Regions from separate parts of the Mus musculus genome. Here region 2 is linked to region 1. A link is a contact called in ENCODE POLR2A ChIA-PET data. All regions are on one chromosome and are shown on one strand. Each heading gives the region's core, a stretch centred on a gene start or an enhancer-like site at or near the end of the contact. The rest is flanking DNA. Distances are from core to core; before and after follow the strand shown.

What was found. ChIA-PET counts read pairs that join two places held with the same protein, here RNA polymerase II (POLR2A).
Region 2: POLR2A ChIA-PET joins it to region 1 with 22 read pairs in embryonic stem cell. The contact joins the promoter of Tbcc here to the promoter of Cnpy3 in region 1. POLR2A ChIA-PET finds 5 or more read pairs at or near these places in 3 of 5 experiments (Patski and embryonic stem cell).

Annotation. Positions count from the first base shown.
Region 1 is chr17:46,749,735-46,754,157 of GRCm38, forward strand. It overlaps Cnpy3 (canopy FGF signaling regulator 3), which reads right to left and starts at 2,480. Exons shown (of 6, transcript NM_028065.4): 1 at 2,239-2,480. The coding sequence starts at 2,389.
Region 2 is chr17:46,888,112-46,892,534 of GRCm38, forward strand. Tbcc (tubulin-specific chaperone C) reads left to right here and starts at 2,510. Exons shown (of 1, transcript NM_178385.3): 1 at 2,510-4,352. The coding sequence starts at 2,579. The coding sequence ends at 3,604. It also overlaps a transcript of Bicral not described here.

The DNA of each region.
Region 1 (4,423 bases), core at 1,230-3,729:
GGACTACCACCCACTTTCTCTGGGCAGGTTCTCCATTCTCTGTGCTGAGGCCTGTTCCACTTAAGACTACTAAGCCTGAAGGCAGGCTCTGTGAGCCAGAAATAATCAGCAATTAATAATAAAGATGCAATACTAATAAACATAAATAAATAAAGTATTAAGAGGTGCCTAAGAGTCAAAGTTTGCCAAATCACTCCGTGACTGAAAATAATCTCTACTGATTACAAAATGAGTTTAGGCCTCAATGGGCTATAAGAGCCTTGCCAGCTCTATGACTCTGCATCTATGGATGTCTCCTAAGGAAAAGAAAGGAGCTTCCTGGGCTGTGATTAAGAAAAGGAGAAAGAGACAGGCGTGGTGGCACATGCCTTTAATCCCAGCACTCAGGAGGCAGAGGCAGGCGGATTTCTGAGTTCGAGGCCAGCCTGGTCTACAAAGTGAGTTCCAGGAGAGCCAGGGCTACACAGAGAAACCCTGTCTCGAAAAACCAAAAGAAAAAAGAAAAGGAGAAAGATGGGGGCTGGGGCAATGGCTCAGCTTTGAGAGTCCTGGCTGTTCTTCCAGAGGTCCCGAGTTCAATTCCCAACACCCACTTGGTGGCTCACAACCACCTGTAATGAGATCTGATGCTCTCATCTGTCTGATGCCCTCTTCCATCATGAGGCACTTATGCAAATAGAGCACTCGTATACAAAAATACATAAATAAAAACCTTACAAAACTTTAAAAGAAGCCGGGCAGTGGTGGCGCACGCCTTTAATCCCAGCACTTGGAAAGCAGAGGCAGGCAGATTTCTGAGATTGAGGCCAGCCTGGTCTGCAATGCAAGTTCCAGGATTGCCAGGGCTACACAGAGAAACCTTGTCTTGAAAGAGTAAAAGAAAAGAAAAGAAACAAAACAAAGAAAACAAAAGCCCAGGACTGGTGGGGAGGTAAGGGACCATCCTAGAACAGGTGAGACCTTTTAACAGGTATCTTCCAGTGAACTCACATTAACTCTAGGGAGTCTCACTTAAAAACAAAAAGTCCTATGTAGTTACAGTGTGTGTGTGCACACACGTGTGTGGATATGTGGATATGCACATGGAGGCCAGAGTTCCTTTCTGATACTGTTCTTCATCTTTTGTTTTTCAGACAAGGTTTCTCACTTGAACCTGGAGCGTGATCATTTGGTTGGACTGGCTGGTCTCCTGTGCATCTCTTTAGGTGCGGAGGTGCGGGGATCAGGGGTGCACAAACATTGCAGCGTCTGGCTTTTTATATCTGTCTTGGGGATCTGAACTCAGATCCTCTGGCAATCACTCTACCCACTGAGCCGAGTCCCCTGCCCCCATTCGCCACACATTTAACAGCTCAAATGGGAGGATTAATGTGTCCCAAACCACCAGCCCAGCATCCAGTGCTTAGGGAACATCTGGCCTGTGTACATCTGCTTGGTGCATAAAATGGATATCCAGAATACTCGGGGGAGGGGGGCCTTCGAGGACTTAGAAAGAAGGTCGATGGCTGCAAAGGTCTGAGAGGAAACTGAGCAATGATGAGCAGGGCAAAAGAGAGGTCTCAGTTCCTTGTCCTTCGATTTTTAAAATCTACCTCCTTCACTTCAGTCTCCTCTGCGCTCGATGCTTTCAAAAAAGTGACCTCTTGATCCTTTGAGTGTGAGTCTCTTCTCTCCACATACACTCACCGCCCCTCCATATAATCCTATGTAAAGCCCCCCCCCTTTTTTTTTTTGGTCTGCCAATAAATATTTGCAACTCAGTACCTGTTCTCAAGAAGCCAAAACCATACACAAATTAGGTTGTAGTGAAAGCACCACGGGAAAATTTTCAGGTTCCCTTTTCTACGTCATATGGACCTTTTCAGTTCCTCAAATTCGCCCTCTGGCTTCTAGGCCGGCAGGGCCTCCTCATCTGCCTCTGTTTCTGTGGTTTCTGCGGAGTGAGTTCCTCTGCACGCCATGCTTTCCCTGGCCAACTCTTCATTTCGCAGCAGGCTTCCTGTATGAAGCCTTCCCTCCACCCCCACCTCTAGTCTTGATGAGCAACTACCCCCGGATTCGCCCAAAAGCAGGGATCTCCAGGTTATCCGAGAGTCACAGCACCCAGCATTGCCGCAAAGCACACAGCAGGGCCAAGGAGACCCCAGCCCAGGTCCTGCCAGGCCCAGACCCTTCCCACAGGCCCCGCCCCCTCCCGCCCCTCGGGCTTGGCTACGCCCCGCGGCCCCGCCCCCTCACCTTCGCATTTGCTGGGCAATCGCACCCAGTCGGTCTCCTCAGCCCCGGCGGGACTCGGGCCTAGCTTCGGGGCAGGAAGGAGCAGCAGCGGAAGCAGCAGCAGCAAAGGAAATAAGAGGCAGCGGGGCGCGAGCTCAGACATGGACTCCATGGCCCAGCCGGACCCAGAGCAGAGCGGACCCGGCGGCGCTTCCTCCGGCAGCGCGCGCGGAGCAGCTTCCCCCGGCCGCTTCCGGGACTGCGCACGTGCCTCTGGGTAACCACGGCAACGGCGAGCTCCGGCCCGCCCCACGCCCGGTAGCCTCTAGCGGCTTGCGAAACCGACCAAGGCCCGCGGGCGACGCAACCAATGGGTTCGCTCGGCGTCTGCTTTATAGCCAATGAGAGGAACTATCTTTTTTTTTTCCCATCTCAGCCAATCAGAGAGCGGATGGTGGCTTTGGCGCCCTATAGCGATATCACTGCCAGCTAAAGGAGGCTCAGTAGCTGGAGCATCAGTTCCTAGCGGGTGAACCTTCATCATACCTTGGATGAACCAGCCTTGGGCATTCTAGCCCTGGATAACGGACTATCTTTCATGGTTTTGTTTCTTGTTTTCTGTCTTTTGTTCTTCGAGACAGGGTTTCTTTGTATCCTTGGCTGTCCTGGAATTTACTGCGTGGACCAGGCCGGCCTCGAATTCAGAAATCCAGCTGCCTCTAAGTGCACCTCCACACCGGGCCTCGTGGTCCTCTCCCCGCACCCCCACCCCCATTAAGGTGTTAATAAAAAAGTCTTTATATATTTATTTTGGGTTGGAAGACGACTGGAATCAGTTGCCTCCTTCCACCATGTTGGTTCTGGACCTCAAACTTGGATCCTTAAGGCTTAATGGTGGCCCTCTTTAGTCACTAACCTAACTCATCAACCCTAACCATGGCTTTCTTTATAAAGTTGCAAGCACTCACTAGACACCGGCTTTTAAGGCTTATTATTGCAGCCACTCACTCGAATAGATACTTAGGGCCTCACAACAGCCCAGATATCCAGTAATTGCGTTTCTCCTTATGAAAACTAGATTAATAAACAGATAAGAGTGATCCTCTTAGCCGGGCATGGTCACACGACTTTAATCCCAGCACTCGGGAGGCAGAGGCAGGCAGATTTCTGAGTTCGAGGCCAGCCTGGTCTACAAAGTGAGTTCCAGGACAGCCAGGGCTGCACAGAGAAACTCTGTCTCGAAAAACAAACAAAGAGTGATCCTCCTACATCTCGAGGTTTGCCTGTTGGGAAGCTCAAATCAATAATTCATGAATTAATGGAATTAAAAAAGAAATCCCTAGTTTTAGGGATGTTGCTCACTGGGAGATCTTTGCCTAGCACTTGACTACCATGTGCAAATCCCTGGTGATCCATCTCCAGGCTGGCATAAACCTGTCATTGGCTATATAGTGAGGGGGAGGGAGATATAGCCTGAGCTACTTGAGGCCATATCTACAAAACAAAACAAAACCACCTTGAAGTATGTGGGACAGATGGATAAACATCCCAGCATTTTTTGTATGGTATTCCAATCTCTTTTGTTATTTGTTTGGATTCTGAGCTCCTAAAAGGCAGGAACCTGGCATTGGACATTTACACTTCTCTCCTGCCTCTGCAGCATCAGGGGACTTGAGCTAAGAGATCCTTGCTGAGGGCTCCCTGGCTGAACACAGACCTTCCTTAGCTACAGAGGGGCTGCCTCGTGTGCATGAGGTTCTGGACTCAATCTGGCAGGAGATAAAAAGTGGGCAATATCAGTCAGGTGGGATGGTGCGGCTCCATCACACCAGAGAAGGTGAAGGCAGAAAGAAAGACCATAGCTTTTGGGAGAAGCAGAAGGATGAAGAGTTCAAGGCCAGCCTTGGTCCTAGGGGGACTCTCTGACTCCTCAGGTTTCCTTTAAACTGCCTTGAGCTCAACTCTGGGAAGCTGTTAGCAACTGCAGCGTTGTCCAGAAAGCTCCGTTTCCATTGAGTTTCTTTCCAGGTCTGGGTGGATTTGCTGCCCTTACGAAGACTTCCATGCCCAGCCTGTCCTTTGTAGTCAGTGGTGTCTAGTTTAAAGCAGTTGTGTCAGTAAGCCCCATCCCTCAAACTCCTCTAAGGGCCATAACACCCACACACCCATTCTCAGCCTTTTGAGGCAGGAGAGTGGCCAGGCCATA
Region 2 (4,423 bases), core at 1,260-3,759, 140 kb after region 1:
CCTCCATCTTTTGTCCTTTGATGCTTAAACGTTAGGCTAAACAACAGACAATTTTCAGCACCTTCATGTCAAGCAGACGCTGCAAAAACCTCTCCTTAAGCAGAAACATAATCTTGAAAGGGCTGGTAACACTGGCTTCTACTTTGCAAATAGCCTACACTAAAAACCACTGATAGTCTCACAACAGCTTACAGTCCAAACTCCAAGCTCAAGAAACCTTTTACCAACTAACTTTGGGATGGGGGGTGGGAGGGTTGAAGAGTTTCTCTGTGTAGCCTGACTGTCCTGGATCAAGCTCTGTAGACCAGGTTAGCCTTGAACTCCGTGCTGGGATTAAAGGCATGCATCTGATGCCCTGAAACTTTCTTAATTAGAATGGAGCAGGCTCCGATACTGGGAAACTAAAGCAAAGCCAATGAGGGGTCGTTGCTATTTCCTATAGCAAATCAGTTTTCGTTTAATCTCCATAGGTTAAATCTATTTTTCATCTGGAGAGACGGCTCGATGGTTAGCACCTATGCTCTTTTATAGGACCTGAATTCCTTCCACCCACAGAGCAGCCACAACTACCTGTCTACTCCAGTTCCAGTGATCTGACGCCCTCTTCTGGTCTCCAGAAACACCGCATACTGCATCGTGGAGCACATGCATCGACCGCACAGGAAATACTCATATACATAAAAGACAAATAAATAAATCTAAAAAAAAAAAAATCTATCTTTCAGGAAAGAAAGCGGCTCTTACATTCCTTTCGGGGACCTGAACAAAGTCATCAGCTGTGTTTCAAGAGTCCAAAATTCATACTTTTGTGAAATAAAAGTGCTTTCAAAAAGTAGAAAACAAGAGCCTCATCTAGCTTGCCCAGGAAACAAAACTGACGAAAATAAGGAGCCTGCATAAGTGACCACCGACCGCCCCCCTCATCGGCGCTCTGTTACAGCAGGTATACAGACAAGAACACAGTAACATGTGATCTCCCACTCCAACCCTCCACCTAGGAAAGAATTTGCCACCCAGTGACACTTGTCTTTGATTCTGTAGTGTAATGCTTTCTCTTCAATCAAGATTTTGTGCTTGAGGTTTGGATTTTTTTTTTTTTTTTATGGTTAGGAAAGGAGGCAAATGGGACGTGAGGCTTGCAACTCAAGTCTTAATGCCAACTTAATTGAATGGCTCTCGTTTCCTCCCATCTTTATCTGCAGGAAAACGCAGGCATATTGGTAAATTTTCAAATGAGTATTTTGGGCAGTTAAAAAAATCCCAATTAAAAGAACAAAAATGGAGGTTGGCAACAAGGGCGGAGATGGGGCTGAAACCGAGAACTGTATGGGCCACCGAGTCCAGAAGGCACGGTGGCTGAAGGCAGCACGCGAGGATGCCACCCGAGTCCTCGGCGGCCGCCGCCTTGGGCTTCTGCCAGGGACTGCACGGTCTTGGCTGCCCACTCGCACCTCGGGTTGGTCTGGACTTTAGGCTAGGCTCGTTCACTTCCGGTGACAAATCCCTCCCACCACCTCTAGAAATAATGTACCGTTTCCCCATCGCCTTCCTAAAGACCGCCGGCCCTATAGGGAGAAGCGAGGCGCTCCGGCTGAGGGTCTTAGCCCCGCGCGGCCAGCGGTTGCCAGCTGCGCAGGGAGTGGCTGCCACCGCGTCAGGGAGCAAGACGGTGGGGGTGGCATGTCATCCTCCCCCGCCCCCCCTCCGACTGCAGCAATTGGCCATTAAAAAAAATAATCTGTTTTTAGACTCCCCCAGGAACCCCGGAGCCCGCTCCAGCGAGGAACCCAGTCTTTCCCATAGCGGTGATTTGCGCTTTCTTCCCGCCCCAGTAACTGCCCACGGGGACCCAGACGCCCCCAGGCCGCGCCGAGCTGCAGTGGATGGGGGAGGGCAGGAAGGATGAGGGTTACCGGGGCGGCAGGGACCGGCTGAGCAAAGAGGTGATGGAAGGGAAAAGGGAAAGGGAAAAAAAAAGAGAGAGAGAGAAAGAAAGAAAAAAACCCAGAGGCATGCAAGCGGTTCCCTGGCCAGCTGTTCCAGCTGCAGCTTCCTCCGACGCGGTCCGGGAGGTGCAATAACCCCCCCCTCCATCTTTCTCGCACTACCTGTCCCCCACAACACCACAAGCACAGATTCCTCCCCACCACCCTGCAGCAGATCTCCGGCCTGTAAGGGGGTAGCAGGGAGGAGCTGGGGGGAGGGGGAGGCCTGCGAGTTTCTAACCTTGTTCTTATAAACAAACCCACATGTGCAGCTGCCGCTGCTGCAACTCACCCCACAATCCCGGATATAAGTCCTGCCCCTTTAAGAAGAAAAAAAAAAAAAAAAAAAAAGCTTCACCCGACTGCCTCCCACCCCACCCATCCACCAGGACCTTTGTCTCCCCACCCCCTCCTGTCAGCCGGCCCCGCCCTCCTTCCCGCCCCTCCAACGCGAAGAAACCAATAGGCGAGGAGAATATGGAGGGAGCTGACGTCACCGCAGCTGGCCAATCACAGCGCGCGTTGGTGGGAGGCCTCGCGCGGAGAGCGAGCGCTCGGAGGCAAGGCGGCGGGGGAGGAAGCCTGGAGTCAAGATGGAGGGTGTGGACTGCTCCATGGCTCTGGCCGACGCTGCCGCTGGCTCCCCGCGGGACCTGAGCCTGGTGCCCGAGCGACTTCAGAGGCGCGAACAGGAGAGGCAGATAGAGGTGGAGAGACGCAAGCAGAAGCGGCAGGACCAGGAGGTGGAGGAGGAGAAGAGCGGCTTCTTCGCCGCCGCCTTCGCCCGGGAGCGCGCAGCGGTCGAGGAGCTGCTGCGGGGCGAGGCGTCGGCGGAGCGGCTGGAAGAGGCGGCCAACCGGCTCCAGGGCCTGCGGAAGCTCCTGAACGACTCGGTGCTCTTCCTCGCCGCCTACGACCTGCGGCAGGGCCAGGCGGCGTTGGCGCAGCTGCAGGCTGTCCTAACGGAACGTCGCCAGGAGTTGCAGCCCAAGAAGCGCTTCGCCTTCAAGGCACGGAAGAAGGATGCTGCGGGGACCGCCCAGGTAGACGCCGCACCCGTCGCCTCGGCGGCCCCTTCTCCACCGGTGACCAAGGAGGAGGAGGGAGCTCCCGGGGCCAGCTGGGCCTGTGGCTTCTCCAACCTGGAGTCCCAAGACCTGGAGAAGAGAGCTGAAGAGCTGCACCAGCGCGACGTCCTTTTGAGCGACCTGACCAACTGCACTGTCAAACTGTGTGGCAATCCCAACACCTTGCGGCTTGCGAAGGCCCGCGGCTGCAAGGTGCTCTGCGGCCCAGTGACCACCTCTGTGTTTCTGGAGGATTGTCGAGATTGCGTCCTGGCTGTGGCTTGCCAGCAGCTCCGTGTGCACACTACCAAAGACACGCGCGTCTTCTTGCAAGTGACCAGCAGGGCTATCGTGGAGGACTGCAGCGGCATCCAGTTTGCCCCTTACACCTGGAGCTACCCGGGGATCGACAAGGACTTCCAGGACTCCGGTTTAGATAGGAGCAAAAATAACTGGGACCAGGTTGATGATTTCAACTGGCTGGCCCGAAACGTGGCCTCCCCAAACTGGAGTATTCTTCCTGAAGAGGAGAGAGACATCCAGTGGGATTGAGCACTGGCCACACTCAGTGTGATGTCCCATTCGGTTTACCTGATATTGTCTTATGTTTGCGGTGATAGGGGTTAGAAATTGTTGAAACTCCCCTCCTGTGAGTCCTATTAAATTCATAGCAGTGTAACAGACTTTTGCTGGTTTGGCCTTCCCCTGCCTCCCTTTGAGTATGACAGCGTGAAGAATTAGGGGGAGAATGGAGGAGCTTTGAGGGATTTGCTGTTCTTACCGTTGATCACAGGGAGTGATAAAGTGGGTCTTCAATAAATAATAAGGATGTCCGGAGAATTCCATTAGCGGACGGTTTAAATGGAAGAAGTAGGCCCATAAAAGCTCCATTAACGGCTGTTTTCCTCCCACTAAAGGTTTGTTCTGTGTCTTTTTCAGCAAGGCTATGAAGACTCCTTCCTGAACCTCTGGAATCCAGTGTTGTGTTAGGGCTGAAGTTTTGAATGGCCTCCAAGAGGTGTAGGAGCCAGCTAGCTGTAAGACTGAAACGGTTAAAGTGGCCAGCTCCCCTCCCTCCGTCTTCCTTGTCGAGACATGGGGTCACTATACACCACTGGAACTCACAGAGATGCCCCTGTCTCTACCTCTAAGCATCTGCACCACACCCTGCTCATGTTTCTTTTCCCTCAAGAGCTACAAGGCCATTTCTATTCTCACCATGTTCATGTGAGAAAACAGGTGGCATCAGGTCACCGCTCATGTGATGTGCTGCTGGAATTGGAAAGTAGGTGTGGACTCATCTTTGTGTTTTGTTTTGTTTTTTTTTTGTTTGTTTTAAAGGTGAGCCCCCATCCTAGCCCATGTTAACCT